2 separate regions of the Homo sapiens genome follow, and region 1 is linked to region 2. A link is an interaction called in ENCODE POLR2A ChIA-PET data of the cell type or tissue named here. Cell type or tissue: OCI-LY7. All regions are shown on one strand. Links, peaks and the distances in the headings refer to the core of each region. The heading gives the core; the rest is flanking DNA.

Region 1 (16,141 bases), core at 6,978-11,977, 150 kb before region 2:
TCTTTCTCTTGTGGGCGTTTAGTGCTATAAGTTTCACTCTACACACAGCTTTAAATGTGTCCCAGAGATTCTGGTATGTTGTGTCTTTGTTCTCATTGGTTTCAAAGAACATCTTTATTTCTGCTTTCATTTCGTTATGTACCCAGTAGTCATTCAGGAGCAGGTTGTTCAGTTTCCCTGTAGTTGAGCGGTTTTGAGTGAGTTTCTTAATCCTGAGTTCTAGTTTGATTGCATTGTGGTCTGAGAGACAGTTTGTTATCATTTCTGTTCTTTTACATTTGCTGAGGAGTGCTTTACTTCCAACTATGTGGTTAATTTTGGAATAAGTGTCGTCTGGTGCTGAGAAGAATGTATATTCTGTTGATTTGGGGTGGAGAATTCTGTAAATGTCTTTTAGGTCTGCTTGGTGCAGAGCTGAGTTCAATTCCTGGATATCCTTTTTAACTTTCTGCCTCGTTGATCTGTCTAATGTTGACAGTGGTGTGTTAAATTCTCCCATTATTATTGTGTGGGAGTGTAAGTCTCTTTGTAGGTCTCTAAGGACTTGCTTTATGAATCTGGTTGCTCCTGTATTGGGTGCATATATATTTAGGATAATTAGCTCTTCTTGTTGAATTGATCCCTTTACCATTATGTAATGGCCTTCTTTGTCTCTTTTGATCTTTGTTGGTTTAAAGTCTGTTTTATCAGAGACTAGGATTGCAACTCCTGCTTTTTTTTGTTTTCCATTTGCTTGGTAGATCTTCCTCCATCCCTTTATTTTGAGCCTATGTGATGGGTCTCCTGAATACAGCACACTGATGGGTCTTGACTCTTTATCCAGTTTGCAAGTCTGTGTCTTTTAATTGGAGCATTTAGCCCATTTACATTTAAGGTTAATATTGTTATGCATGAATTTGATCCTATCATGATGATGTTAGCTGGTTATTTTGCTCGTTAGTTGATACAGTTTCTTCCTAGCATCAATGGTCTTTACAATTTGGCATGTTTTTGCAGTGGCTGGTATTGTTGCTTCCTTCAGGAGCTCTTGTAGGGCAGGCCTGGTGGTGACAAAATCTCTCAGCATTTGCTTGTCTGTAAAAGATTTTATTTCTCCTTCACTTATGAAGCTTAGTTTGGCTGGATATGAAATTCTGGGTTGAAAATTCTTTTCTTTAAGAATGTTGAATATTGGCCCCCACTCTTCTGACTTGTAGAGTTTCTGCCGAGAGATCCGCTGTTAGTCTGACGGGCTTCCCTTTGTGGATAACCCGACCTTTCTCTCTGGCTGCCCTTAGCATTTTTTCCTTCATTTCAGCTTTGGTGAATCTGACAATTATGTGTCTTGGAGTCGCTTTTCTCGAGCAGTATCTTTGTGGCTTTCTCTGTATTTCCTGAATTTGAATGTTGGCCTGCCTTTCTAGGTTGGGGAAGTTCTCCTGGATAATATCCTGCAGAGTGTTTTCCAGCTTGGTTCCATTCTCCCCATCACTTTCAGGTACACCAATCAGATGTAGATTTGGTCTTTTCACATAGTCCCACATTTCTTGGAGGATTTGTTCGTTTCTTTTTACTCTTTTTTCTCTAAACTTCTCTTCTCGCTTCATTTCATTCATTTGATCTTCAATCACTGATACCCTTTCTTCCACTTGATCAAATCGGCTACTGAAGCTTGTGATTGCGTCATGTAGTTCTTGTGCCGTGGTTTTCAGCTCCATCCGGTCATTTAAGGTCTTCTCTACACAGTTTATTCTAGTTAGCTATTTGTCTAATCTTTTTTCAAGGTTTTTAGCTTCTTTGTGATGGGTTCGAGCATCCTCCTTTAACTCAGAGAAGTTTATTCTTACCGATCATCTCAAGCCTTCTTCTCTCAACTTGTCAAAGTCATTCTCCGTCTAGCTTTGTTCCACTGCTGGTGAGGAGCTGCATTCCTTGGGAGGAGAAGAGATGCTCTGATTTTTAGAATTTTCAGCTTTTCTGCTCTGGTTTCTCCCCATCTTTGTGGTTTTATCTACTTTTGGTCTTTGATGATGGTGACGTACAGATGGGGTTTTGGTGTGGATGTCCTTTCTGTTTGTTAGTTTTCCTTCTAACAGTTAGGACTCTCAGCTGCAGGTCTGTTGGGGTTCGCTGGAGGTCCACTCCAGACCCTGTTTGCCTGAGTATCACCAGTGGAGGCTGCAGAACAGCAAATATTGCAGAACAGCAAATGTTGCTTCCTGATCCTTCCTCTGGAAGCTTCATCTCAGAGGGGCATCTGGCTGTATCAGTTGTCAGTCGGCCCCTACTGAGTGGTGTCTCCCAGTTAGGCTACTCGGGGGTCAGGGACCCACTTGAGGAGGCAGTCTGTCCATTCTCAGATCTCAAACTCCGTGTTGGGAGAACCACTACTCTCTTCAAAGCTGTCAGATAGGGATGTTTAAGTCTGCAGAAGTTTCTGCTGCCTTTTTTTCAGCTATTCCCTGCCCCCAGAGGTGGAGTCTACAAAGGCAGGCAGGCATCCTTGTGCTGCGGTGGGCTCCACCCAGTTCGAGCTTCCTGGCCGCTTTGTTTACCTACTCAAGCCTCAGCAAAGGTGGATGCCCCTCCCCCAGCCTTGCTGCCGCCTTGCAGTTCGATCTCAGACTGCTGTGCTAGTGGTGAGCAAGGCTCCGTGGGCGTGGGACCCTCTGAGCCATGTGCAGGATATAATCTCCTGGTGTGCCGTTTGCTAAGACCTTTGGAAAAGCGCAGTATTAGGGTGGGAGTGTCTCGATTTTCCAGGTACCATCTGTCACAGCTTCCCTTGGCCAGGAAAGGGAATTCCCTGTCCCCTTGCACTTCCCAGGTAAGGTGATGCCTTGCCCTGCTTAGGCTCACACTCCATGGGCTGCACCCACTGTCCAACAAGCCCCACTGAGATGAACCCACTACCTCAGCTGGAAATGCCGAAATCACCTGTCTTCTGCGTCACTCACACTGGGAGCTGTAGACTGGAGCTGTTCCTATTTGGCCATCTTGGAACCTCCCCCACTTTTTATCTTTATACCATATTTTTACTGTACGTTTTCTATGTTTAGATATGTTTAGATACAGAAATACTATTGTGTGTCAGTTGCCTACAGTATTCAGTATGGTAACATGCTGTATAGGTTTATCTCCTAGGAACAATAGGCTACACCATATAGCCTAGTTGTGTAGTAGGCTATACCATCTAGGTTTGTGTAAGTGCACTCTATGATGTTTGTAGGGCAACAAAATTGCCTAACAACGCATTTCTCAGAACATATCCCTGTCATTAAGTGAGGCATGACTGTATATTTATCTTTGAAGCTTGCTCTTCATGAAGACTGTGCCAATTTATACTTCCATGAGTTGCATATGGGAATATCCATTTCCCTGAGCCTACATCTATACTAGTTGCTACCAAAGTTTAAGAAAATTCTTAACTTTTTCAAAAAGTAAAACATATTATCATTGTTATAATTAGGACTTTTTTTTGTTTTTGAATATTCCCTATGGTTATTGAATTCTTTTTCTCCTTTTGCAATTAGTTTATCCTTTGTACATTTTTTTTCTTTTGGTGTATTCACCTTTGAGTGTTAATTACTCTTTCTGTATTAAGGCTGTGAGATACTTTATGCATCCTATCTTTGTTTGAATGGATTCCCATAATAAGATAAATATTTACCTGAGATTTGTTTTGGCATCAAGATGTAAGGTGAAGACCAACCTTGATTTTATTCCTCCAAATGATTTTTATTATCTTAACACTATTGAATAATTAACTATTTCACAACTGATTCGAAAGGCTCCAAGATGATTTAAGAAGTGCAGCAGTGATTTTTTATTTATTTATTTTATTTTATTTTTTATTTTTTTTTTTGAGAGGGAGTCTTGCCCTGTCACCTAGGCTGGAGTGCAGTGGCGTAATCTCTGCTCACTGCAACCTCCTGGGTTCACGTCATTCTCCCGCCTCAGCCTCCCAAGTAGCTGGGACTACAGGTACCCGCCACCATGCCCGGCTAATTTTTTGTATATTTAGTAGAGAAGGGGTTTCACCATGTTAGCCAGGATGGTCTCGATCTCCTGACCTCGTGATCCGCCTGCCTCGCCTCCCAAAGTGCTAGCATTACAGGCATGAGTCACCACGCCTGGCCAGTAGTGATTTTTTAAAGCACATAGGGTATGCAAAGATCAGCTGCCATACAGAGACCATATGAATTGTCATCCAAGACATTGTTATTTTCATAGCTGACACTGCTGGGTTCTGTGCCTCGCCTGATGCGGACTGCTTAACCTTCTTGGGGTGAGCACAACTGTAAGTGAGCAATTTAATACTTAAAATGCTGCTAGACAGATGGCAATTTACTCTTTCCATATTTGAAGAGCTTCCTGAGTCCTAAGTTCTTTATTTTTATTTTTATTTTTTTTGAGATGGAGTCTCACTCTTTCGCCCAGGCTGGAGTGCAGTGGCGGGATCTCGGCTCACTGCAACCTCCACCTCCCAGGTTCAAGCAATTCTCCTGCCTCAGCTTCCTGAGTAGCTGGGTTACAGGTGCCCACCACCATGCCCGGGTAATTTTTGTGTGGTTTTTTTTTTTTTTTTTTTTTTGAGACGGAGTCTCGCTCTGTCGCCCAGGCCGGACTGCGGACTGCAGTGGCGCAATCTCGGCTCACTGCAAGCTCCGCTTCCCGGGTTCACGCCATTCTCCTGCCTCAGCCTCCCGAGTAGCTGGGACTACAGGCGCCCGCCACCGCGCCCGGCTAATTTTTTGTATTTTTAGTAGAGATGGGGTTTCACCTTGTTAGCCAGGATGGTCTCGATCTCCTGACCTCATGATCCACCTGCCTCGGCCTCCCAAAGTGCTGGGATTGCAGGTGTGAGCCACCACGCCCGGCCCAATTTTTGTGTTTTTAATAAAGATGGGGTTTCACCATGTTGGCCAGGCTGGTCTCGAATTCCTGACCTCAGGTGATCCACCTACCTTGGCTTCCCAAAGTGCTGGGATTATAGGTGTGAGCCACCATGCCCAGCCCTAAATTCATTTTTAATTACAAACTAGATTGTTGATTTTTTTTCTTTTTTTTGAGACAGGGCCTCGCTCTGTCACCCAGACTGGAGTGCCATGGCATCATGATCACAGCACATTGCAGCCCCAACCTCTTGGGGTCAAGCTATCCTACTGCTTCAGCCTTCCTCCTAAGTAGCTAGGACTACAGGTGCATGCCATCATGCCCAGCTAATTTCTTTTTCTTTTCTTTTCTTTTCTTTTCTTTTTTTAAGTAGAGGCTAGGACTCCTTATGTTGCCCAGATCAGTCTCAAATTCCTGGGCGCATGTGATCCTCCCACCTCACTTCCCAAAGTGCTGGGATTATAGGCAAGAGCCACTTTTTGAAGTTAATGTTAACTGAATCTAAGATGTGCATTGACAACATTTTAGATGGCCTTGGTTCCTCATGTCATTCAACCAGTATTTATTAAATGCCTGCTATGTGCAAGGCCCTCTGGTCTACCAGGATAAATTTGTCACCTTGCATTTCAGAGTGAAAAACATCAGTGTGAGGTGTGAACATAGTGCTATTGAAATAGAACAGATGATTTTAGACTGAGGGAGTTGAAGGCAGCTTCATAGAGGAGCACGTATAGGTAGGGCATTGAAGGATGTTCACGGGCAGAGATGCATAGAAGGGCTTCCTTGGCAAGAAATATGGCAACACAGATTCTTAGAAATCATGGGACAGATGAGGAAACAGCTAGTAGTTGCATGTAGATGGTCATGAGGTTTGGGAAGGGAAAGTAGAAAAGTAAGGTAGGAAATGTTGGGGCCAGCTTATCAGAGGCCTCATGTAGAAATCTGGACATTATGCTGTTAAGGGGTGACGCAACCATAAAGGATTTGAGCAGAAGTGATTTCAGAGCTGTGGCCACATGAAGGGTATGCAGTTTTTGGGAAGGCAGAGAGTAACCATTGTGAAGGCATTCCAAGCAGGAGGTGCTGAACTCCCAGATGGGACTGTTGGGACTGAAGAGAAAGATACAATCATGCTGGAAGCAGAATCCAGTTATTGTCACCTGATTAGATATGGGAGTGAAAAGACAGGACTTAGGACAGATCTTAGGTCTAGCCACTGAGATAAAAGTGATGCCATTAACCAAGATAATGATTATTGGCTGCTGTTTACTGAGCATTTACTCTGTGCCATGCATAGTGCCAGCTGCTCTGCTGCTGCTACCTTCTACTTTATGTGGTATGCTCTCCATTTTATAGATGGGGTAATGAGGCACAGAGAAATGTCACAATGAGAAAATAACAGTTGCTAGATGAAAATAGGTTTGACAAAAACAAACAATGGGGGAAGGATTCCCTATTTAATAAATGGTGTTGGGAAAACTGGCTAGCCATATGGAGAAAACTGAAACTTACACCTTATACAAAAATTAACTCCAGATGGATTAAAGACTTAAACGTAAGACCTAAGACAATAAAAACCCTAGAAGAAAACCTAGGCAACACCATTCAGGACATAGGCATGGGCAAAGACTTCATGACTAAAACACCAAAAACAATTGCAACAAAAAGCAAAATTGGCAAATGGGATCTAATTAAACTAAAGAGCTCCTGCACAGCAAAAGAAACTATCACTAGCGTGAACAGGCAACCTACAGAAAGGGAGAAAATGTTTGCAATCTATCCATCTGACAAAGGGCTAATACCTAGAATCTACAAGGAACTTAAACAAATTTACAAGAAAAAAACAACCCCATCAAAAAGTGGATGAAGGATATGGACACTTTTCAAAAGAAGACAAAATTTATGCTGCCAACAAACATATATAAAAAAAGCTCATCATCACTGGTCATTAGAGAAATGCAAATCAAAACCACAGTGAGATACCATCTCATGCCAGTTAGAATGGCAATCATTAAAAAGTCAGGAAATAACAGATGCCGGAAAGGATGTGGAGAAATAGGAACGCTTTTACACTGTTGGTGGGAGTGTAAATTAGTTCAACCGTTGTGGAAGACAGTGTGGTGATTCTTCAAGGATCTAGAACCAGAAATACCATTTGACCCAGCAATCCCATTACTGGGTGTATATCCAAAGGATTACAAATCATTCTACTATAAAGACACATGCACACATATGTTTATTGAGGCACTATTCACAATAACAAAGACTTGGAACCAATCCAAATGCTCATCAATGATAGACTGGATGAAGAAAATATGGCACATATACACCATGGAATACTATGCAGCCATAAAAAAGAATGCATTCATGTCCTTTGTAGGGACATGGTTGAAGCTGGAAACTATCATTCTCAGCAAAGTAACACAGGAACAGAAAACCAAACACTGCATGTTCTCACTTATAAGTTGTGTTCTCACAACTCCCACTCCCATAAGTGGGAGCTGAACAATGAGAACACATGGGCACAGGGAGGGAACATAACATACCGGGGCCTACTGGGGGGTGGGGAGCAAGTGGAGGGATAGCATTAGGAGAAATACCTAATGTAGGTGACGGGTTGACGGGTGCAGCAAACCGACATGGCACATGTATACCTATGTAACAAACCTGCACTTTCTGCACATGTATCCCAGAACTTAAAGTATAATAAAAAATGAAAATAGGTTTGTGGCTGGGTGCAGTGGCTCACACCTGTAATCCCAGCACTTTGAAAGGCCGAGGTGGGCAGATCACCTGTCAGAAGTTTGAGACCAGCCTGATTAACATGGTGAAACTCTGTCTCTACTAAAAATACACAAAAATTAGCTGGGTTTGGTGGCATGTGCCTGTAATCCCAGCTACTTAGGAGGCTGAGGCAGGAGAATTGCTTGAACCTGGGAGGTGGAGGTTGCAGTGAGCCAAGATCACGCCACTGCACTCCAACCTGGGTGACAGAGCAAGACTCTGTCTTGAAAATTAAAAAAAGAAGAAAATAGGTTTTTGTGTGCATATGTGTGTATGTGTTTCTGTTCAATGGCCTTGCTGTCACCTAACTAAAAGCAAGTACTAATTTAGTGGCTTGTTCACAGGTTTTAAGGTGTTACCCCTCCTATTGTCTTGAGAAACCCTTCTTGGTGGTTGTAGGAAGGATAGGTGCTAGATTTGAGGTTAGGGGAAATTCCTAGATGAAGATGGCCAGCAAACAGTTAGAAATGGAGGTCTGCTCCAAAGAAAACTGGAGGGAGGTTGGGGTTGCAGATTTAGAGGTGGGGCACCATCTGCATGGAGGCATTGTTGCAGCTATGGGAATGGATGAAATTTCTAATTGTGGCTTATAGAAAGAGAGAGAGAGAGATGAGTAAAGAGGTCCAAGGAGGAGCTTAGGGAATTTTTAGAGTAGGCTATGGAACTCTCATAATGTACTGCTGGTGGGAGTCTTAATTAGTACAACCATTCAAAACCTAGTAAAGTTGAATATATACATATCCTACAACAGACTGTTGAAACTACTGAACTCTATTGTAGCACAAAAACAGCTATGGACAAGTAAGTGAATGAGCATAGCTGTTTTCCAAAAAACTTTATATATATGCATTTACATATATTCATATATGTATATTGTATGTGCATGTATATATATATACACACACGTATATATCCTCATTATTCATGGATTCCATATTTGTGAATTCATCTACTCACCAAAATTTATTTGTAACCCTAAAGTCAATACTTGCAGAGTTTTCACAATCATTTGTAGGCATGGGTAGAGTGGTGAAACATTTTGATCATCCACTGTGCATGTTCACTGATGGTGTTGCACAGGCCCTACTCTACCTTCTTGTTTCAGCTGTCATACTGTAAACAAATATCATTTTCCTTTTTCTTTTCTTGAGGGGTTGGTGGGGACAGGGTTTTGCTCTGTCACCCAGGCTGGAGGGCAGTGGCTCCATCATAGCTCATTGCAGCCTCGATCCCTTGGGCTCAAGTGATCCTCCTGCCTCAGCCTCCCAGGTAGCTGGGACTACAGGTGCATGCCACCCATGCCTGGCTGATTTTTTTTTTTTTTTTTTTTTAGTAGAGACAAGGTCTCACCATGTTGCCCAGGCTGGTCTCAAACTCCTGATCCCAAGCAGTCCTCCTGCCTTGCCTCCTGAAGTGCTGGGATTAGAGGTGGGAGATACTGCACCTAGCCCAATAAATGCCCTTTTCACACTCCATTTAGTGCTACTTTTTTTTTTTTTCATTTTGTGGTTTCTTTTGGTGATTTTGCTAAAGTGGTCCCCAGATGTAATGCTGATATCGTGTCTAAGTGAAAGAAGTTTATGATGTGCCTTGTGGCATAATATGAAAATACTTGTGAGATGAACTTTGTTCAAGCATAAATTATAATGCAGATGGATATGAGCTCAGTGAAAACAATTCAGCAGCAGAAATTGAATAAGGTGATGTCTTTGGACAGAAATACACATAAAATAGGATTATATATTGATTGGTTGATGAAAATGGAACCAGAAGCTTGCAGGAACCTAACTGTGTTTCTCCTAGAAGCAATGGTTTAGTGTTTGCTAACTCAGTGTTTGTTGCTGTGTTATAAAATGTAACTCCTGCAAATAACAAAAATTGACTCTATATGTATGTGTGTATATATGCACTTATATAGATTTCATATTTATATTTATGATTGTATTTGTATATTTATATATTCCTTTTATGTTAAGATTAGTACAGGGCAGAGGAACCTGTGGAGAGCTGTGGAGCAGGGCTGAGTAGTAGGGCCAAGGAGAGGTGGACATTTAAAGGACACAGGTGGTCAGCTATATCAAGCACGATAGGAAAGGACCCAGAAGCAGCCTTTGGATTTGTGCGTTCATCTGTCATGCTCTCAAGACAGACATGCCCTAATCTCTCCCATCCTCCACTCTGGGGAGGGGACCCTACTGGGCTTAGTCCACTTGGTTGCCTTGGCTGCTGGCTGTGTTTGTAAATGTATGTTGGTTGCTCAGGTCCGGTGTGCTTTTGTTCTCTCTAAAGAAGAAGCAAGAGAGGCTTGGCTAGGCACTGTGAGCTTTTGATGTGAACATACTAACAACCTGTTTCATCCAGGTCAACTTTAAACCACATTGTTCAGTGAGCATTGTTCAGTGAGCTGTGATCGAGCCACTGCCCTACAGCCTGGGTGACAGAGCAAGACCCTGTTTCCCCACCCCCTAAAAAAAGAACAAAAAAAAAGAAAAAGGAAAAGAACATTTGTTTACAGTATGAGAACTGAAACAAGAAGGCAGAATATGGCCTGTGCAACACGAGACGGTGAGCTAGTCTGATCAGCAGCTTTCCAACCTGCTGTCCCTTTCCTTTCCAGTTCCTACTCCCTCCAACATTTGCAGGACCTTATTCCTAGTCAACTGTCAGCAGATCCCAATTTTGCTGTTTGCTGGTAAGATTTGAGATGTTACCATCCTAATGTATATATGAAATTATTAAAGTGCATAGAGAGCCCTTCAGGACCTAAAGGGGTTCATTCATGATGGTGAAATATTAAAAATTATAGGGACTAAGAGTATGGCATTTCAAAGCTGGTTTGTTTCAGGCCCCCCTTTTGATGCCTTAGGAAATTAAGATACAGAGAGACGAAGAGGTTTGATCCGGGTCCCACAGTAAGGCAGTGACTGATTAGGGCCACTATACTTGTTAGCTCCCAGGGCTCCCTGCCCATTCAAATCATAGCTTATAGATGGCCATGTAGTTAGGTGAGTCCCCTGAAAATTAGCCTCGAGCATATAGATCTTTACAATGCTCAGCACACTTACCTGCTTGTCCTTTTAGCTGAGGGGGTAGGAGGCAGATCTCAGTTTTATTAATATAGTGAGGGTTCCCAAAGGATATATGAATCAATTTTATAATATGAGAACTGTTTTGGGGGAAGGAGAAAGAGGAGAGTGAGGCGGGTTAAGGCTACTTTTTCCTAAATTTGTATTTAAAACCAGTGAGTTTCAAATCTAGGTTATGACTCAGAAGCACCTCTAAATAATGTTTATAAACTAGGCTAACTAGGGGGATTAATTCAAGGTGAATTTTTCTTTCTGGCTGCTGTGGGGGTTAAAAAAATATCAAGGTAGGTTATAAACATAAAATCTAAAACTATAAAGCCTTCAGAAGAAAACATAGGACAAAATCTATGCGATCTGGGATTGGCAAAAGTTATGTAATAGGACATAGAAAGTGATAGCCCTACAAAAACATGAAAAAAAATTGACTTGATTTAAATTAAAAGCTAGTGCTTATCAAAAGACACCATTAAGAAATCAACTGGCAAGCTGTAGAATAAGAGGACATATTCGCAAACCATATATCTGACAAAGGACATATCCAGAATGTATAGAGAACCCATAAAACTCAGTAATAAAAAGAAGAACCTAACTAAAAGACAGAAAAAAGACTTGAAGAAACGCCGGACAAAAGATGGCCCAATACATACATGAAAAAGTATACATCATGGATCATCAGAAAAATGCAGTTTGAGACTATAATAAGATACTGCTACGCATACCCATTAGAACAGCTAAAAGTAGAAGATTGACAACACAATGAAAAGATTGGCAAGTGCTGGTGAGGATGTGAAGCAACCCAAACTCTCATACATTATTGGTGGGGGTGTAAGTAAAATGGCACAACTACTGTCGACAAAGGCTTGGAAGTTTTCTGTTTAATAACAAAAAACTCTACTGTAGAATCCAGCAGTTCCACTCCTAGGTATTTACCTAAGAGAAGTGAAAACACATGTCTTCAAAAAGATTTGTACAAAAACCTTTGGACCAGCTTTATGATAGCTACAGACAGGGAACCACCTAGGTGTCCATCAACAGAGGAATTGATAAAACTATGGTATATTCAAACATTAAATTTCAACTCAGAAGTAAAAAGGACTAAAGGTATTGGTTCACACCACAACATGGATGAATATTAAAAATTTTATGCTGAGTGCAATCCCATTACTGGGTATATACCAAAAGGATTATAAATCATATAAATCATTCTATAAAGACACATGTACACGTATGTTTATTGCAGCACTATTTACAATAGCAAAGACTTGGAACCAATTCAAATGCTCATCAATGATAGGCTGGATAAAGAAAATGGGGCACATATACACCATGGAATACTATGCAGCCATAAAAAAGAATGAGGTCATGTCCTTTGCAGGGACATGGATAAAGCTGGAAGCCATCATTCTCAGCAGACTAACATAGGAACAAAAAACCAAATACTACATGTTCTCACTCATAAGTGGGAGTTGAACAGTGAGAACACATGGACACAGGGAGGGGAACATCACACACCAGGGCCTGTTGGGGGATGGGAGGCAAGGGGAGGGAGAGCATTAGGACAAATACCTAATGCATGCAGGGCTTAAAATCTAGATGATGGGTGGATAGGTGCAGCAAACTAACATGGCACATGTATACCTATGTAACAAACCTGCATGTTCTGCACATGTATCCCAGAACTTAAAAAAAAAAATTTATGCTGAGTGAAACAGAGTAGCTATAAAAGAATATATATGATGTAAGTCTGTTTGTATAGTGATCTAGAATAAGCAAAACTAATTGGGGGTGCAAAACAGAACAGTGGTTGCCAGTGCATGGGGTGTGTGAGGGGTGGGAGTAAGATGGAAGGAGGTCTGAGGGAACTATCTGAGCTGATGTTTCTATCTTGATAGAGGTTTAGCTTACATGGGTATATGAAATTGTCACAATTCATGATTGGCATGCTTAAGAATTATGTATTTTATTGTATGTACATTTTACATTTAAAAATGGACAAATATTGAACTTTAGATGATATGTGTTCTGAAATGTTTAAAAGTGCTGATATCTGCAACTCCTCTTAAAATTTATTAAAAAGCAAGATGGACTGATGGATGATAGAAAGATGGCTAGATATGTGATAAGGCAAATATAGCAAAATATGAACAACTGTAGAATGGAGGTGATGGGTATATGCATGTTTACTGTCTCTTCTTTCATCTTTTCTGTATGTTTGAGAATTTTTATAAGGGTATGTGGATTGGGAGTAAATGTGCTGTTCTGGCTGGCCTAAGTCACACTATTCCTGGAGTCGGAAGTGGAGTGGATTCTGCCTGTGATGGAGGTGGGGGACCCACACAGAGTGCAGAATTCTAGAATCTACAGTTCCATTTTAGAAACCTCATTCTGCTCCTTGGGAGTTGTGGGAGAATACTGAGATTCTCCATGTGATCACAGTGCTGGGGATACCCTTTACTGCCAGCTCAAAGCAACAGAATAAAAGAGTGAATATTCTCAGAATCTCTTGTTGCATGCATACGAGTTGGCATCAAGATTATTTTTGGATTTGGGGTAGGAAACTCAGCTTCGAGTCATAGATCTAGAAATGCAGTCCTCTGAACTGACAGCTGTTTGTGGCAAGGGAAGAAGTCACCTTTCCCTGTGTCTGTGTTGGATAACATAACATTCACCTTCTGCCTCTCCAAGGGGCATTGTGGGGATGAAGGCGATCATGAACGTGCTTTGAGTTTGTCTGACTGCATCAGCCTCGAGTTGCAATGAAGACAGCTATGCATGCCACTGCCCGGAACCTCCTGGAAGAAGGGACTGGAGGTTGAAAGGAGCTGCATAGTGCTGTGACTCACTCTCTGCCCGTTGTTTCTCCTGGGCTGGGACCCACTTGGGCAGCAGAAGAGCCTTATGAGCTCCTACTTTGGTGTGCTGCATACCATCCCGAGGAATTTCTCATATGCAGTTTTCTAAAGCACAAAAGAGCAAGGTTCTCTCTTCTGCTAACAGAGCTGTATAACTATTTCCAAAAACACTGGGTTGGGGGTTGGGGGTTGGGGGTTGGGGAGGGGAGCACATAAAGACATTCTCTGTTTAGTATTTCAGTTTCTTTTGGGAGGATGGGAGGTGGTCTCTCCTCTCACCATGAAAACGGCATGCTGACAGATGAGTGGGTTCACATCCACTTTTTAATGTTGCATCAGCCTGAAGCCAGGAAGTGCTAGAGCCGTAAGACTCCTCACACTGTGACCTGGCCACATCCTACATACATGTCAGCTTGCACGCCATCTACTTAACTGTCATGCACTTGATAGCAAATGAGCTTTTGCCCTTTCTGCTGCCTTTAAAAATTTCCTGAAACACTTTTCTGACTTGTACATTACTTAGATTTCTTTCTTCCTCTTTTGCATCCAGTTTTTGTTTATGTTGGCTGTGACTCCAATCTTCGGTTGAAAGCTAGGGAAGTTGCTTATAAAGGTTTTCAGGATTGCTGAATATGAAATGCAAGGAAATTGCATAACATTGCAGCATTTCCTCCTCTTGTTGCTTGCTTGTTACCCAAAATACAGTAGTTCCTTCTAGAAGCTTGAAGAAATTTGGCAGATCCTACCCTCTGATGGTCTATTGTGGTCTAGAGAGTCAGTGTTATCCTGATTTGAGGTTGAATTTTTCTTAAGGTCAAACAACAAAGCTTCCTGAATTATAACTATGGCAACAGTGTTTATGTAACACACAAATCAAAGTCACGGGGTAGCGGAGGAGAAGCACCCACAACAATCAGTGTTAATAATCCCAGAACAGTTAGCCTGTGCCTAATTCACCAGAACCAAAAACAAGTTAAAATAAATGGCCTACTCCTTCACTGGTTATTGGGGTGTGACCTACCACCTACATGCTCCAGGAGGAGCTGTTTCACCTTTTCTCTTGAAACTATATCAGCTTAATTTGAAATTTCTCACAGAGAACTGCGGTAAGTGCCAGTGACACTCAAAATGTGAAAGCATTGCCATAAGGATAATTTGCTCATCAAGGTCATCATGACCTGCCTCTGACCTGCAGAGAAAGACCCAGACGAAGGAATGCGCATCCTTAAGCCCCTTGTCCTTTAATGAGGAATAATTTCTTGGACACTGAATATATGCAAACATTTAGATGCCGCATAGATCACTTCCCCTAAACCCTGCCCCATAGAAATGTAAAATTAACCTTGATTGGAGATTGGAAATGATAAGAATGAAAAATTTTATTTGGAAGTATTAAATTCTGTAGAATATAGACTGTAGGAGCAGTAAGAGATCAAAGAAACGAGAGATTAAGGTTGTCTGCAGCCATCAAGTAAGTTAGGAAATATTTGTGGAGTAAGGAAAAGGGAAATAACGTTTTTGAGCACCTCCAGTCCCTGTGATAACTATTTTAAATTCTGTTAATACTCTCATAAGTATTATTACTTAGCTCTACTTTGCAATGAGAAAGCAGACTCGGAAATGTTGAATGATTATCTAAGGGCGCATAGTTCAAAAGTGGTAGAACCAGGTGACAAAATAAAAACTTCATCCAGATTAAATTTAAAGGAGTTTAATTGAGCTATGAACAATTTGCGAATTGGGCAGCCCCCAGAATCACCACACATTCAGAGAGACTCCAGGGATGCCTCGTGGTCAGAACAAATTTATAGACAAAAAAAAAAAAAAAAAAAAAGGAAAGTGACGTACGGAAATCAGAAGTAAGGTACAAAAACAACTGGATTGGTTACAGCTTGGTGTTTGCCTTATTTGAACATAGTTTGAACACTCATCAGTGTATAAGTGGTTGAGGTATGGCTGCTGGGATTGGCCAAGACTCAGCTGTTGTTATAGGTAAATTTTCCTAAGTTAGGTTTTCAACCTTGTCTACCTATTAAGTTAGGTTACAGTTAGTCCACAAGGACTCAGATATAGGAGCATGGAGTCCTTCTCAGGCCATATTTAGTTTGCTTTAACACAGACCTTAATGCCAAGTTTCCAAAGCCACAGCATGCTCCATCCACCACTTGACTCAACTTCATCCAAATCCATTTCTCCCTGTTTTGGAATCTGTCCAGGGCCTATACCAGTGAAAGGGTTAGGCTGACAATGATTAAACCCCAAATGCAGCGAAATTAATCAGCCCAGGAATGCCCGGGATGCCTTCTAGACAGAAGGGGGCTTAGGTCTGTGTGTAAGAGGATGCTGGGTCAGCCTCCTGCTTTAGTGGACCATGAAGAGCTCCTGTCAGTCATTTATGTTCGGCTGAAATCTGCCTTCCTGGGGACTCCACCCTGACCTTCATCTCTGTTCAGCACAATAAGATTTCCCCTTTGTCACATCACTGCCCTTTGAGAATCTGAAGACTGGTATTGTGATGTTTTGAAGCCTTCTCTTCTCCAACCA
Region 2 (16,141 bases), core at 5,157-10,156:
TGATGAGACCTTTCTTCTACAAAACTGTAGTCGTTTTATAGTCAGGGAATGCCAGGTTTCTGGGTTTTCTTGTCATATGGCCCAGCAAGGGATACCAATAAAGAGTCAGCCTTTCAAGATGCATATTTGGCCCTCTTGGCTGTAAAACTATGAAGCCTTATGATACATTTTTATACCCTCCTTTACTAATGGATAGTAAGGGAGAAAAATAATCTCCTGGTAACATTTTAGAAAGACGAATATACTTTTAGCAAGATATTGTTTTTAGTTTGTAGAATGATAATCCTCTCCTGGAAAAGTAAATATAATCACAGGAGAAATGTGAGCAATAGTTATGCTCTTCTGTTCCCTAAGAATTCTGAGAATTATGCCATGCAAACTTAGCCCTTTAAGCTTCTCAAACTAAAGTTAATACAACTGTTTTTCTTCCTGTCCTGTGAAGCAGTAAATGTCTCCAGTTGAAGCCCAGGGAACCGTCCTCACTCTCTCTCTTTATATGGTAGCCTCCAGTTCCTCATGGTCTTTCGGGCATCTTTGTATGCGTGTCTTGTGAAAAGGAAAATTTTACTGATACTGATTCATACTGATAAATGGCACATCCAATCTCTCAATGATCCCCTTATTATGTAATCTTAGCGTTGTTTTTCTTTCTGGTAGGAAGTTCCCATTTACAGGCCCTGTTAGTCCTCCTACATCTTGGCTCAGTGTAACTCTTTTGGTTTCTCTTTGTTGTCGTTTCTGTTCAAAAACGAAGCTCTTAAAATATGAACAGTTTTAAATCTCAGGCATCAATTCAATCTACTTTTTCCAAATCTACTTTGAGTACAGTAGTCAGGAGCTAGCCTCACAGGGTTTTTCTCTCTCCTGTGGGGCTTTATCTAGGGCATTAAGGATTTGCTAAGATATCAGGGGTATTGGGGTGAATGTGTATGTATTTAACGTGAGGCTTACTCTAGAATCACTTTGTAAGCATACTTTATTTTTACATACATGACTCGTGCAAAGGGAAAAGTATTTTTATGACACATCACCCTCTTAATTGCCTAAAGAGACCTGAGTTCAAATATTGGCCTTTAAATTATCATACCAGTGACTCTAGACTGTACTCTGAGGGATATATTGTAACATACCCCTGACTCGCTGCAAAAAGGTCCAGGATTAGCCTAGATATGATGTTTAAGTGAATTAATTTTCAGAAATATCAGTTGATTTTAATATGGTATATCTGTAATAAATAGGGGACAAGAATCACATTCCACATCTATAATATTTTGCTACAGTAATGGTGGATGCTGGTACCATTTAGCTAAATTATCTCCAAAATTTGTGTTTTCCATTTATGATTCCAAGTTTTTAAAGATGGGAAGAACATAAAGTTCTGTTCTTTGAGCAGTGTTCTGAAGTTTACAAGATACATTCCTGCCTATGATCCCACTTGATCCTCATGACAGTTCCACAAGCTGTGAAAGGCAGTTCTTGTTCTCCCCATTTTATAGATTGTTAACCAGGAATCCAAGATCAAGTAGAAATTGCCTGAGGCCACATAGCCAGTCAGGGCTTGAAGAGAACTCAGGTTTTCTGTCTCTTGGCTTGGCAGTATTCTCCAAGCATGAATATGACTGCTGGGACTATGGACTCAAGTGTTTTGTTGTTGTTTATAGGCAAACCATTCTGCAGCCCATTACAGAGCGATTTATCAAAGAATTCACTTGAAGTCAAACACCAAGTACATGGAGCTAGAGGCAACACAGAAAGATGTGTCTGAGAAAGGGTCAGGAATTTAGACTGGTGGAGTCGTAAGGACATTGGTGGCTAAATAGTAGATCTTCTCTGGTGAGGCTCTATGGAATTGGAGGTGGGACATGGCCTGATCAATTAGAGCAATATTAGAGGCAGGAGTTTTAGAATAAAAGGTGAGTGTCACAGAAGCCAAGGGGATCTGGGTGAATGTGAGGGGTCTGTGGAGGCTTTTCTCTACTCTGGCAATCTGCCAGTCAAAAGAAGATGCAATTTATGGTGCCATAGTAGGGCCACTCTTAGAAAAAATCCTGGCTTATATTAAAGGGGAGATATATCCTGTTATGACGAGGAAAGGGGTTTGCTTTAAAATTTCGAGTCACCTGTTCCCCCTTGACTCTTCCTTTCCCACTTTTAATTCTTAACCTTTTCTATGTTGTTTCTTAAGCTTCCCTGGGATCAGAGATCTTGATCCAGTCTTATTCTTTATACATTTTTGTGCATGTAGCAATAGACTGTCCCTATGCAATAATATTAATATGGGACTTGTGGCTTTTCCCCCCCAGAGGAACAAAGGAACAGCATCATCAACTCCAGTTTGGAATCTGTCTCATCAAATCCAAACAGCATCCTTAATTCCAGCAGCAGCTTACAGCCCAACATGAACTCCAGTGACCCAGACCTGGCTGTGGTCAAACCCACCCGGCCCAACTCACTGTAAGTATGATGTCCAGCTGCCTACCCCACAAGGGCTTTGGTCAGCCATTCCACCTAGAATTTGCTGTCTGGCTCCATCTGACTTTGGACCATTATCCCCTGAACATTATTTAAACCTCCTCCCTAAACTGGGAGCTCAGCTGGCTTGTTGTGGGTTTTTAAAGCATCATCATCTCAGAGGGAGTCGTTATTCTTAACATACTGCTTCTTAGCCTTGGTGATTTTTGATTTACTGTCCTGCTGAGATGGCTTTGGTGATAGCTATTGCCTGTGCTGGCTGCTAGGCATGAAAAGCAATTTCTGTAAGTTTTACAAACGTCCAGGGACTGTAGCAGCTCTGTGGCCGAGTTTGTTTCACTCATCTATGTTGTCTCGGTTTCCCTCCCCACTGACTATGTTGGAAATGTTCAATGCCAACTCCATGTCCACTTCCATAAGGAAGAGCCCCCAGGAGCCCTTTGTGTCTTCACATCCTCAAACCTTAGCATGACTATGACTTCTTGACAGAGACTATGAAAGAGAAGAACCCTTTTTGCTTTATTTTTCAGCATTGAGCACCCATAGTCAGGACAATTAGTTTGGGGGCTGGTTGTCTAGCCCTCCACAGAAACTAGGTCTACTCTGCTAGGATCAGAAAGTTCTCCCTCATGGTTTCAACCCCACATTGCTTCACATGCTTCCTTAGACTACCCCATAAATCTTGTCAACTAGCGCCTTTGCAGAAAGAATGTGAGGCCATGACCGGAACAGTTGGACTCTCAGGCTACAGTTATGTAAGACTCAGGAAAAACAGATGATTTTCCCATTCTCTAAGTGAAAATACATTGAGGTTCAGCCACAGACTGTCTTCAGGGCAGTTGTTTCACGTGGGGAGACGCTAGCATGGCGGTGAGATGCTAGGATGTCGGTAACCTTTTCCTGCTCCTCCACATGCCATAGTTTCATGACAGCACCCTGCCATTCAATTGCTGTGAGATATTTACAAATCTGCAAAATGAGTCTGATAATTTCTGCCTTAGAAGACACTAAGGGCTATTAAATGCTTGGGAGGAGAGATGACTCCAAATGGACTTAAGAGGTACATAATAAAAATGTGACTATACTGTAGGATGAAATCTGAAACTGAGAATATAAGATCTTTTTAGTTGTTGGCAGCTTTAAATCATACTGATGTTCAGGAAGTTTAATTATTTGCCTGTTGAGTGGTAAATCACATGTTCCTTCACCAAGAAGTGGACCAGTGCCTCAGGACCTCAAAATAATTGAATTTGTTTGGCTTATGGGCAGTGAGTCTCTTCCGGTTCTCCATGGCTGGGCTTGCCTAGGGAGCCTCCCTGCCTTGAGGTTTGACCTTCTCAGGTTCTCCTATACCCACTTTCCTAGACTTTAGGGAGATTCTATTTTCTTTACTTGTTTTTTTCTTCAGTTGGTTTAATTTTCTGTACCTAGCAGTTGCTGAAGTGATTCCTTGCTCTGTATGAGCAAGGTTGAATTTCTAGCCCAAGTTGCTTAACATCCCCTGATTTTAGCCAGCCGCTACCAACTAGTGGTCTGTAATTTTCTTTTCAGTGGCTGGTAACTGTGGGCCCCTGAGTCACTGCTGAGTACAGTGTGTACAAAGAGGTTGCTTAAGCAGCTAAGTGGAAAAGGGGAGGTGTGTCTTTTAAACAGGTCCTGAGGAGAAGGCTTGGGATTTTTTGTTTTTTAGGTGTCTAGATACGATTTATTTTCATAACATCCTGGGAATCGCTCTGCCCACTTCACACCACCCAGAGGGACTGTTGCCTGCCTGGTACAGATCTGGGGGGCTTTCCTGGGGAAGGGAGGGTGATAACAGGAACGGTTCTAATTGTCTCTGGAGGAGAATTAGAAAAAGAAGTGTGGGTGTGCCTCCAACAAGACCACTGTCCTTCCAAGCTGAGTGAGTCGCTGATTGATACCTTTGGGTCTTGAGGTCAGGGAAGGTTGTTCCTGAGGTAGAAGCAGTACCAGCATCAGCCCTGATACCAGCGTCTGCCATGGCCCTGAGTGAGAGCCATGTCAAAGTCCCCCATAAGCTCTGCAGGCAGGCTCGCAGCCACTTCTCAAACCCCAGGCAGTGAGGTGATTTTCCTGGGATCCTGTCTCCCTGATATTTTCTGCCTGGGATTTGCTGGTGTGGATCATGCATGGCTGTTAGGCAGTCCTAACAAATGGACCCACAGTACTTTCCCTGAGCAATTTGATTCTGAGAAATCTGTCGGCACACAGACGTGCCACGGTAACAATCACCTGAGACGACTTGGGTCTCAGCCTCAGGTGTGGACCCTTTTGTTCCCTCCATCGTTGTTGAGTTGGAAGTGTCCAGAGATCCTCCAGTGGGAACACTTAATGATGCAGATGAAAATAAAGAACAAAGGTGGGCTGGGAGGATTACCATTAACTTGACTATTAATTATGCATGAGGTAGGGAACCAGTCACCAGGAAGCTATCTGTTCTTTTTATTTCACTCCTTTATTTCACTATTTTTCATAATGACTGGGATATCATTATGACCAGAGAGAAATCATAGTGAAAGAAACATGTTTGTTACTCATAATACAGTGGTACCTCTGATAATACATTTTGCTGTATTACTAATCTTTCCTAATTCTCCAAGGACATCAGGGCCCTCTTATTTACATGAATGTAATGCTAAATCAGGCATCAAAATTAGAGAGGCCATCATTCTACCTGTGCCAGGGCAAGGCTGCTGGGTTTAAATCTTTGGCAGGTCCTCAGCTTGACTCCTGAAGTAGCCATCTCTCCTGAAGAACAAAGGACAATTGGTAAGTCAGGACCAAAGTCCAGCTAGTCTGAAATTGTTAGCAACTGTGGCTGAACCTATTTTATGCCCAGACCCATGCATGCCAAGCTACCTGGGGTAAACCGGAATAAGAGGGTTCCTGTCTTCCCCAAGAGTTCACAGTCTAGCTAAGAAAGAAAGGCAGTGGCATATGGCAGTGCTAATGGGGACTTACAAGTCATAATGTGTTCAGAGTTCAACCACTGTCAACTGAATATGTGGTGAGTGCACACACTAGGTCGAAGTAGTGGAAAAGGTCGGGTAGATGGAGTGTGAGGTGGGCATTAGGAAAAACTTAGGTGGATGGATGAAGAGCATTCCAGGTAAGAAGGATGAAGGAGGCAGAGATTATCCAGGATGGATAAATGCATTCTGCAGACATGTGTATTAGGGGAGGAGGGAGCTGGAATTCCTCTGGTACCACTACCACCAAAAAAAGACTTGAACAAACCTTTAAAATCAGGAGTCTTCACATAAAATTCAGATTTCATGCTGGAACAACTGGACATCCATATACACAAAAATGAATCTAGATACAGACATTATACCTTTCACAGAAATTGATTCCAAATGGACCATAGGTCTAAATGTAAAATGCAAAACTGTAAAACCTCTAGAAGATAACATAGGAGAAAACCTAGGTGGCCTTGGGTATAATTATGACTTTTTAGATACAACGTTAAAAGTATAATCTGTGAGATAAAAACTTAAGTTGGACTGTGTTTAAACTAAAAACTTCTGCTCTGTGAAAGACACTCAAGAGAATGAAAAGACAAGCCACACACTAGGAGAAAATATTTGCAAAACACATATCTGATAAAGGACCAGTATCCAAAATATACAGAGAACTCTTAAAATTCAATAATAAGTAAACAAAGAACCCAATTAAAATATGAGCAAAAAATATGAACAGATACCTCATCAAAAAGGACATACAGGTGTCAAGTAAGCATATAAAAATATGATTCACGTCTTATGTCTTCAGGGAAATACAAATAAAAACAACAGTGAGATACCACTACACACCTCTGAGAATGGCCAAAATTCCAGAACACTGACAACATCAAATGCTGGCTAGGATGTGGAGCAGTGGGAACTCTCACTCATTACTGGTGGGAATACAAAGTGATACAGCCATTTTTAGAAGACAGTTTGGTGGTTTTTCACAAAACCAAACATATTCTAAGCATACAATCCAGCAATCATGTTCTTTGGTATTTACCCAAATGAGTTGAAATTTATGTCTACACAAAAACCTGCACATGGATTTTGTTAGAAGCTTTATTTATAATTGCCAAAACTTGGGAAGCAACCAAGATGTCTATCAGTATGTGAAAATGGATAAACAAACTATGGTGCACGCAGACAATGCTATATTATTCAATGATTTTAAAAAGTGAACTCTCCAGCCATGAAAAGACATGGAGGAACTTTTAATGCATATTGCTGAGTAAAAGAAGTCAGTCTGGCGGGGTGCAGTGGCTCACACCTGTAATCCCAGCACTTTGGGAGGCCAAGGCAGGCAGATCGCTTGAGGTCAGGAGTTTGAGACCAGCCTGGACAACATGGTGAAACCCCATCTCTACTAAAAATGCAAAAAAATTAGCTGGGCATGATGGTGTGAGCCTGTAGTCCCAGGCTCAGGAGGCTGAGGCAGGAGAATGGGTTGAACCTGGGAGGCAGAGGTTGCAGTGAGCTGAGATCGTGCCACCGCACTCCAGCCTGGGCTACCGAGCAAGACTCCATCTCAAAAAAAAGAAATCAATCTGAGAAGACTACAGTATGATATGATACCAACTATATGGCTTTCTGGAACATGCAAAATTATGGAATCAATAAGAAGATCAGTGATTGCCAGGGATTCTGGGGAGAGGAAGAGGGATGAATATTTGGAGCACAGGGTATTTTTTTCGCGGTGAGACTATTCTGTATGATGCTGGAATGGGATATACACAAGACATTATGCATTTGTCAAAACCCATAGAACACAAAGACTGAATGCTAATGTAAACTATGACCTTTAATAATAATGAACCAATATAAATATTGGTTCATGAGTTGTAACCAGTGTATCGCGTTAATGCAAGATGTTAATAATTAAGGAAACTCAGAATGTAGAAATAGAGAGGGTATGTGTAAAACTTTCATGCAATTTTTCTGTAAACCCAAAACTGCTCTAAAAAATAGAGTCTATTAACACATCTTTTTAAATCCAGATTTCCAGCTTCTTTTGAAGTGTCAGAAGAGTTGGTTACACTAAACCTATGTGAAACTTGGGAGCAGATGATACTCTCTGGTCTCTATAATCTCACAGCTGGCCTGCTTCACTTTTATACCTAATGCCTGTAGGCCCATAGTAGATTAAAAATGGCCATAGAATCTTTGCAACCCCTCCCATTAAGAGCTGGAGCCCTTGAATCTAGGCTGACCTTTACCCTTTGACTTATTTTGGCCAATAGAATGTGGAGGAAGTGACATCATGTGCCTTCCCAGGCCCAGGCCACAATGCCTCACAGCTTTCTCTCTCATTCTCTTGGAACCCAGTCACCATGTAAAGAAGCCTGTTGTAGCCTCCTTAAAGATGACGGATTACTGGAGAGAGAAGCCCAGCTATCTCTCTCAGCGCAGCTCAGCATTGGGACCACCAGTCAGTTGAATGCAGCCACCTGGGTTAGTCAGGCAAGACCAGCCAAAGCTTCCCAGACAACCTATAGATTCATGATAAATATCACATTGTGATTATTGGAACCCAGTGAGTTTAGGGTGGTTTAATATGCAGTGATAGTAAACTGACACAAGTCCTGTGAGTTTGTGACCGCGGAGTCATGGGCAGCTGTCTTGGGATGGGGCTGAGCTGTCTGCATGAATAGAAAGGTATGGAAGAGTCTCACTATAGTATAGTGCAGCATGGAGACTAGCCTCTCGGTTTTCAGAATCTTCTTGGAAAGAAAACAACTTGTAACTGAGATTCTAAGAAATTTGGGAAACAAAATTTATGGCTAATGGCTGAGGCAAACAAGAAAGGTGGCTCAAATATTGGAATGGAAAGCAGGAAACCCTAGGTTTTAGTTCTGGCATCGACATTGCCTGGCTGATGATACTGGTCTCTGGACCTGAGCATGCCCACTACCACCATCTTCCACTGTCTCTGGTGGAAGAAATGGGGCTGATCCACCTCCAAGGATGAGGGTCGTTCAATGGGTGCTTACTGAGGGCTGCAGAAATAAATCATTCTCTCCTTCCACAGTGACCAGTGGGGCATCATGCCAACTCCTTTCTGGGAGAGAGTGATTTTAAAGGAGGAAGTAAACAAATGCTGAGAAAGAAGTCAGGGAATGCCCCACCAGGGACATAACATGCTGCAGTAATTTCCCCAAATTAGAAACTACTAGGTAAATGCCTTCTTTAGACCACAAAGATTGAAAGATTGAAAGAAAGCTAGGAGGGCTGGGATGATTACTGCAATGATGGAACCCAACCTTGGAGTTCTCTCTGCCTAAGTGGTCCCCACCCCTAAAAAATAACTAACTGCTCAGTAGCCTCATAAATAAAACTAATTTTTCTCGTCCTTCTGTCTTAACACACACGCTCATGCATTTCCAAGTTATTTCTGGTGACCTAAAAGACGCACGCATGCCAAACGCCTGCAGATTCTGCCAGAGTCAACCTTCTTCTCCTGTCTTAGTGGCCAGAGAACAGTCCCTGGAATTCAAAGGATAAACAAGGCCTGCGTCCAGACAGAGTTGTTTCTCTGAAACATTGCTGGCTTCTTCTGAGTTTGATTCAGCTGTTCTCTGATGAAATTCAGGGAAAACTTGCCTTCAGAGATATCTCTCAAATTTTACTAATCTTCCACTTTAGTTGGTCAACATTCATTCCACAAATGTCAATTGAACTCCTACTGTGGGCCTGGTGGTGGTCTGAGTGCTGAAGATACAGTGATTTAAAAATATTAAAAAAAAAAAAAGAGTTTCTGCTTTCATGGATTTTATATTCTAGTGGAGACAGGAGATAAATCAGTGTTTAACACAGTATGTCACACAGTATATTGAGAAGTCCCAGGGAGAAAACTAATGGAGAACCAAGGAGATAGGGATTTGGAGGAGAAGGAGGCAAGTGACTTTAGCTCTCTGTACCTCAGTTTTCTCATCTGTAAAATAGTGTGATCATAACCTCCTCAAATAGGTGGCATGAAAATTAAGATCATCTTTTACTTACGTATTTTAGTACTGTGTATGGCAATTAATAGTATTATTTTGGAGGGCTCCCCCCACAAACTGTCCTTACTTTTTCTCCAGTCCCTCAGCCATGGTATGTATTTTTCCTGTGCAGAGAAATGTCCCAGGCTGTCCCACTCACCTTCCCCCACCAGCCTCCTACCTTGAATCTGAGACTGGAGCTATAACTCAGTCCAGGCTTTAAGTGATCAGTGAAGAGGAGGAAGGAACTTCTGCTGTAGAGGCAGGTGCTACCCCTCCTTAAAGCAAGACCAGCTAGGGTAGACACGCCACACCCTGTTCCTGAAAGATTTGGAAACCTCTGAATCCCACAGGGTACCTGATAATTGTGTGCATAGCTGTTATTTATTGAGACCAAATGAATGGCAAAATGAATAATATGCATTAGACAAGTGATAATTCATAGCATTTTTTTTTTTAAAAAGCAATTTTACCATCCCCATGCTATTTTATGCCAAAGGGTTACACCCAAACAGGCTGCTATGCTTTTACTAGAATTGTCTCTATTTGTCATCCTTTGGAATGTGGGGCTTTGAAAGAGGAAGTTTTCCTCTGTGGCTGGATCAACTTTTTGTGGAGAAGGATCTTTCCTTTTAGATGGAGAATTCTGTTTCTCACCCACCTCCAAGCAGAAAAGATCTCTTCAGACCGATTTGCCTGAAAAGTTGGTGACATTCCCCACCTTTGGAAATAACCTGAACGCCTCATTGTTTTCAAAAGGATTCATTTGCCCCTCCTTGCTCCCCACAGTGCCCTTGGGGATTCCAGCTTACTTACTCGTTCATTGTTGTTTCTTGGACATGCCAGATACCCTCCCTCTGTCACCTCAGGCTCCTGGGCTGTGGAGGCCACAGCTCTGCCCTGTAACTAGGCCACGTTTCCTTGACATTTTCAGTTTGTTACTGGTGTGACCCATTTTCTGAGTGGCTTCATGTCCACTTTTCTCTTTCCCTAAGCAAGATCTCACTCATCAATCGGGAGCCCAGCTGGGCTTCCCTTGGTTGAGGGTGGAAATTCCTGCCTTCATCCAATTTTTATGAGATAAATGTGTTGGTTATTAGTGGTGGTTCTTCTTTTTTAAAATATAAAAATTGCTTGAGACAGACCTCACACTTGGTGACCCAGCAGGGTTTCTTTCCCAAGCACCAGGGACCCATCGGTGGCACTTGGATCTCTACAGCCTGTCAGCAGAGGGGGTATGGGAGGAGGTAAGGGCAGAGCGCCGTTTGAATGCCTAGCCACATCCCTGTTTTCCAGCAGAGTGGAAATCACAAATGGAAAAATGTTTTCCTTTACACATATTGTTCTGTTCTTTTCTCCTGTACAAGCTAAAATCATATAAAGGGTCTGTATTTTTTCTATAAACTTATAAATCTTGCTAAATAACCTAAAACAGTTTCCAAAAATTGCCCTGACATACACAGTACATGCTTAAAGCTTTGGAGTTTAATTAAAGGTATGAATGACTGAATTTCATTTTGAATTTAGCTGCCCTCAAATGCCTTATGACACTGTATTTTATTTGTGTAAGTGTTAGGCATTTTAAATCTCAAATTTTTGGTAGAATATTTGGGAAGGAAATAGGCTTAAGATTTCGCATGGCTTTTTCAACATTGTTATGCCTGTGAGGGAACTTTGAAGGAAATCTAAAGTGTTATTTTTCTTATTTAGGATTAGATTAGAATTGTTTCTACCTCTGTGTATTTAATCTGAGGGATCTTATTCGTAGATTCAGATTCTAAATTGGGTAAATTAAAAGTACATTAGAGTTCAAGTACTGCTTTTGAAACCTTTTTTAGTCAATCTGGAAAGCAGATGCTTACTTAGCTAGGAAAGCATTCCTAGTTGGAAACAGCCTTAGAATCTTGTTTTTAACTCCTTCTCTGCATTAGGGATCTGGAAAGCCAGGCAGGATCAACCATAGGCTTCATTTGGTCTCTGTTACACTGGTCTTCCAAGGCAGACCCTTAGCTCTGTGCACTGGTTCTCAGAGTGTGGTCCTGGGACCAGCATCATTGGTGTTACCTGGGAGCCTGTTAGATCTACAGAATCTCAGGCCTCACCCTAGACCTATAGGATCAGCATATTCTGGAAGGAGGGCCCTGCAATCTGTGTTTTACCAAACCCTGCAGATGATTCTGATACATGCTCAAGTCTGAGAGCCATAGTGCATAGTGATCTAGTGCGTTAAGCTCATGGACTTCCACCAGAATAAAATCAGGACTTACCTCAGTGTAAAGCTCTCAGGGCCAAGCCTGTGTCATCACCAGCACCCTATGATTGTCTGTGCAGTGATGACAGTACTGGGGCTTAACTGAGCTCTGCCCGTGGCCTTTGGGATCAGTCACAGCTTATATAGCTGAGGAGGGATGGGTTTGCTTTTCACAGGAACCTATTAGCTCACCAGGGCTGCACTTTCCATCTCCCCCCAAAAGCCCAGTCAGCTGCTTCGCAAATGCGTGCCTGTTGGTTACAAATCAAGACAGGGTGGGTGCATCAATTAATCAAGCCAGTAGATGTTTTTATTGTTTATCTATTGTGTGTGTAACATGAAAAGATCAAGATGCTGGTATTGACAGAAAAATAGCTCTCAGGCTATGTGATACTGAAGGTGATGGATGAGCATCGGCGTGGACAGATTAGAGATGTCTAAATCAGCATTTCCCAAACTGGTACAGGAAGGGAAGGGGGCAAGAGCTGCTTTGGACTAAGTTCAACACATTCTTTCTTTTTTTTTTTTTTTTTTTCTCGAGACAGAGTCTCACTCTGTCATCCAGGCTGGAGGTCAGTGGTGTAATCTTAGCCCACTGCAACCTCCACATCCTGGGTTCAAGCAATTCTCCCACCTCAGCCTCCCAAGTAGCTGGGACTACAGGTGCACACCTCCACATCCAGCTAATTTTTATATGTTTTGGCAGAGACAGCGTTTCACCATGTTGGCCAGGCTGGTCTTGAACTCCTGACCTCAAGTGATCCACCTGCCTCAGCCTCCCAAAATGCTGGGACTACAGGCGTGAGCCACCATGCCTGGCCAGTTCAACAAATTATTGACTAGAGAACTTCTGAGCCTTTAATATGTCCATCTTGAAGGGGCATCTCTTACGCTACATTTCCTAAATACGTTGACCATAGTACATGATTTCTACAGCACTTCTCTTAAGCCTCTTGAAAGAGCATTCCATGGTTTGGGAAATGCTATTCTAAATCGACATTCTACTTTTGAGGGGGGAAAATGTATTTCTCATAATGGATGGCATTACTATGGTAGAGATCCTTTCAGAGAACAGAGATTTTGTTTATATATAAGTGTATGGCCACAAATAGCTTTCCGAAGACTGAAATGGGTTATAGGGTTATATCACGTGAAAAGCATTGGTAAGCTTTAGAATCTGGGGCAGGGCAAAGCCTGTGTGGCCTGATTGTGGATCTACCAGGGTCAAGCCTCAGCTCTGCCATTTCCTAACTGTGTAAACTTGGGAAAGTTATTTGCTATCTCTAAGCTAAACCTCTTCAGTGAAATGGTAGCAATAATAATAATACCTACTTTCAAGGTTATAAGATAATGCCTTCCTAACACTTAGTAAATGGCCTCGTTCAGAGTATCAATCAATAAAACCAATCAATAAAAATTGGTTTCTACTATTATTTTTATTCCTTCTTCTTATTTGCTCTCAGACTGCTCCCCCTACCAATGAACAAACCCCTAGTGTTGATTTCTTTCCGTGGTGGCAGTGGATGGACACTCAATGTTTACTTTTGTTTATTTGTTTGATCCTGATGTAACATAAAGCAACCCAGATTAAAAACATTGATATAATTTTAAAAAGGAATTAAAATACCCCAAATTAAATTAACTATAAATAATAAAATACACTGAAATCAATAGAAGTGCTCCTCTTCCAAGACAGGCATCGAACTGTTTACACAAAGAGCGTTGGTCAAAGCCCCCTACCCTATTGTTCCTCCGTTGGGTGGAGCCAACTGGAAACTACGCTGATTAGGCTAGAAACTAATTGCAATCTCAACTCTCCACTGGGGAAGAATTTAGCCTCAGGAATTCCTCTCCAGCCTAGGACTCTGTGTTGATTTGACTGTCATTATGGCAAAAGGGAAAAGAGCTTCTGAAAAAAAAATTATCTGGAAATGTAGCATCTTAGTCATTCACTGCATTTGCACTATCAAATTCTCTTCTAATATCTATCACCTTCCTTCACAAGGAAGCAGTGGAGTTCTCACTAAGACATTGCTTTAATGTTCCTTCTAATATTCTTTATGAAGTAAAGGCAGCTGGTGATGGGGCTATTCCCTGGCTGTTGTCAAAAATACTCAGAAAAGGGATAAAATAGCTGCATTACAGACTACCCTATTACCTCTTGTTGCCCTATACAGGAGAAGCCTTGTCTTCAGGGAAAACCAAGATGTTATTGTCCACAAACAAACAAACAAACAAAGGCAAAGGTGTTCATTCAAGGTTGATGTATTAGGATCCTAAGAAGAAACTTTGGTGCATTCAAAATAACATAACTCAAGGAGGGTTTATTAACAAAAGAGTTGGTGCCGAGGAATCACAAGAGATAGTAGAGTAAGCCAGGGCTAGCAGCTGCTGCCCAGTCACCACCCTTAGCTGAGAGAACATGAGAGGAAAGTGGTACAGGAACCCAGAAGGATATATGAGTTGGTGTCTTGACAGGAGCAGTGACCTTCAGTCAAGGGACACAGCCAGACCTTTCAGAAATGGAATAAATGCCTTGGCCGTCTCCTTCCCCCTGCTAGTCTAAAGAGCTCCCCATTGGTGAACCCAACAGGAAGCCCGAGGTTGCAAAAGCCCTGTTGAAGAAATCCATGCTGGTTAGATCCCAGAGAAGAGATCAGGGTAAAGATTGTGTCTGGAGAGGCAAATTAATGATGTCCAAAGAGTGGAAACAGCAGGAATAGCTATCAATAAAGGACGGCCTAAATAAATAGTAGAGTTGAGTACTATCCAGTACAACAGAGGAATTAGGTAGTTCTGTATGTGCTGGTCTAGAGCTGCCTTCAAAGGCACATTAAAGGGGGAAAAAATGGTGCAGGACAGTGTGCAGCTGTGACTCTCAGTCCAGATGGCACATCAGCACCACATGGGGAGCCTAAAATAAAAATTACCAACATCTAGGCCCCTTCCCTGGAGCCTCAGAGTTAACTGATCTGATGTAGGGTCTGAGTGGTGGTATGTTTCTGAAGCCTCCCAAGTGATTTTGATATGCATCTAGATTTGAAAACCATCAGTGTACATTATATGATACTATTTTATATAAGAATCCAGGGATATAGACACAGGATTTATAGACACACATGGGTGGGTGTAATATCTGTAATATTTCTGGGAAGATACAGGGGAATGAATCTGTGTGGTTTTCCCTGAAGGAGGCAGATGGGATGGTGATCTGTGGCGGAAGGAACACTGCCTTTTCATTTTAACACTACCCTCTTGTGGTATGGGATTTTTTTTTTTTTTACATGTGTGTGCATTGATTGTTTAGCTTCAAAAACTCAGAAATACATTTGCTTGGTTTTGAAATGACCATTCATTCATTCTCTTAAAGCTTTGGAACATGTCTTAGTGAGAAAAGATTTTTCTTTTTTTTTTTTTTTTTGAGACGGAGTCTCGCTCTGTCACCCAGGCTGGAGTGCAGTGGTGCAATCTCGGCTCACTGCAAGCTCTGCCTCCTGGGTTCACACCATTCTCCTGCCTCAGCCTCCTGAATAGCTGGGACTACAGGTGCCCGCCACCACACCTTGCTAATTTTTTTTATTTTTAGTAGAGATGGAGTTTCACCGTGTTAGCCAGGATGGTCTCAATCTCCTGACCTCACGATCCACCTGCCTCAGCCTCCCAAAGTGCTGGGATTACAGGCATGAGCCACCATGCCTGGCCAAGATTTTTCTTTTTAACCTTAAACTTTTTTGTGTTACCTCAATAGCTAGGAGTCTAAATGAGATGCTATTTGACAGAAGAGTAAGGCCTTTACCAAGAAGTTGTTGCTTTTGGTGGTTTTTTTTTCTTTCTTTTTTTTTCTTTTTAGACAGGGTCTCACTCTGTTTCCCAGGCTGAGTTCAGTGGTGCAATCACAGCTCACTGCAGCCTCAACCTCTTAGGCTCAAGCGATCCTTCCACCTTAGCTCCTGAGTAGCTGGATAGTCCCAGGCATGTGCCACCATACCCAGCTAATTTTTTATTTTTTGTAGAGATGGGGTCTTGCTATGTCGCCCAGGCTAGTCCCCTGGATGCAAGAGATCCTCCCACCTCGGCATCCCAAAGTGCTGGGATTACAGGTGTGAGTCATTGTGCCTGGCCTGGTATATTTTAAGTGAAAATGAAATTAAGGCCATTGGTCATTGAATCATTCCATCAATGGCCAAATGGCTCCCTCTCTCCAGGCTGGCCTCGCCCAGGGCTCTGTGTCAGTGTAGTAAGTGGTAACTGTTGGCACAGCAGAAGAAATCACATATGGAGTTAACTGAGCTCTCGCTCAGGAAGCTGAGTAGAACCAGTTAGACCCCAGCCTCTGGGCTATTTCAGATTTTTTTTTTTTTTTTTTTTTTTGAGATGGAGTCTCTTACCTTGTTGCTCAGGCTGGAGTGCAG

What was found. Peaks named below come from ENCODE experiments on the same cell type or tissue, not always from the same donor. Only the 100,000 strongest peaks of a DNase experiment are listed, where the experiment ranks them.
Region 1: POLR2A ChIA-PET joins it to region 2 with 6 read pairs; 3 of 35 experiments call an interaction of 5 or more read pairs at or near these places.

The regions. Positions count from the first base shown.
Region 1 is chr5:142,988,608-143,004,748 of GRCh38, forward strand. All of the region lies in intron 11 of ARHGAP26 (Rho GTPase activating protein 26), which reads left to right. Among named protein-coding and RNA genes, the nearest start is that of ARHGAP26-AS1, 130 kb to the left of the region's middle. RefSeq lists an enhancer at 13,771-13,840. In OCI-LY7, for the core only: no CTCF peak of the experiment used is centred there; a DNase peak (open chromatin) is centred at 10,064; H3K4me3 peaks cover 611 bases; H3K27ac peaks cover 789 bases.
Region 2 is chr5:143,144,928-143,161,068 of GRCh38, forward strand. It overlaps ARHGAP26 (Rho GTPase activating protein 26), which reads left to right. Exons shown (of 23, transcript NM_001135608.3): 20 at 2,304-2,454. Among named protein-coding and RNA genes, the nearest start is that of ARHGAP26-IT1, 40 kb to the right of the region's middle. In OCI-LY7, for the core only: no CTCF peak of the experiment used is centred there; no DNase peak of the experiment used is centred there.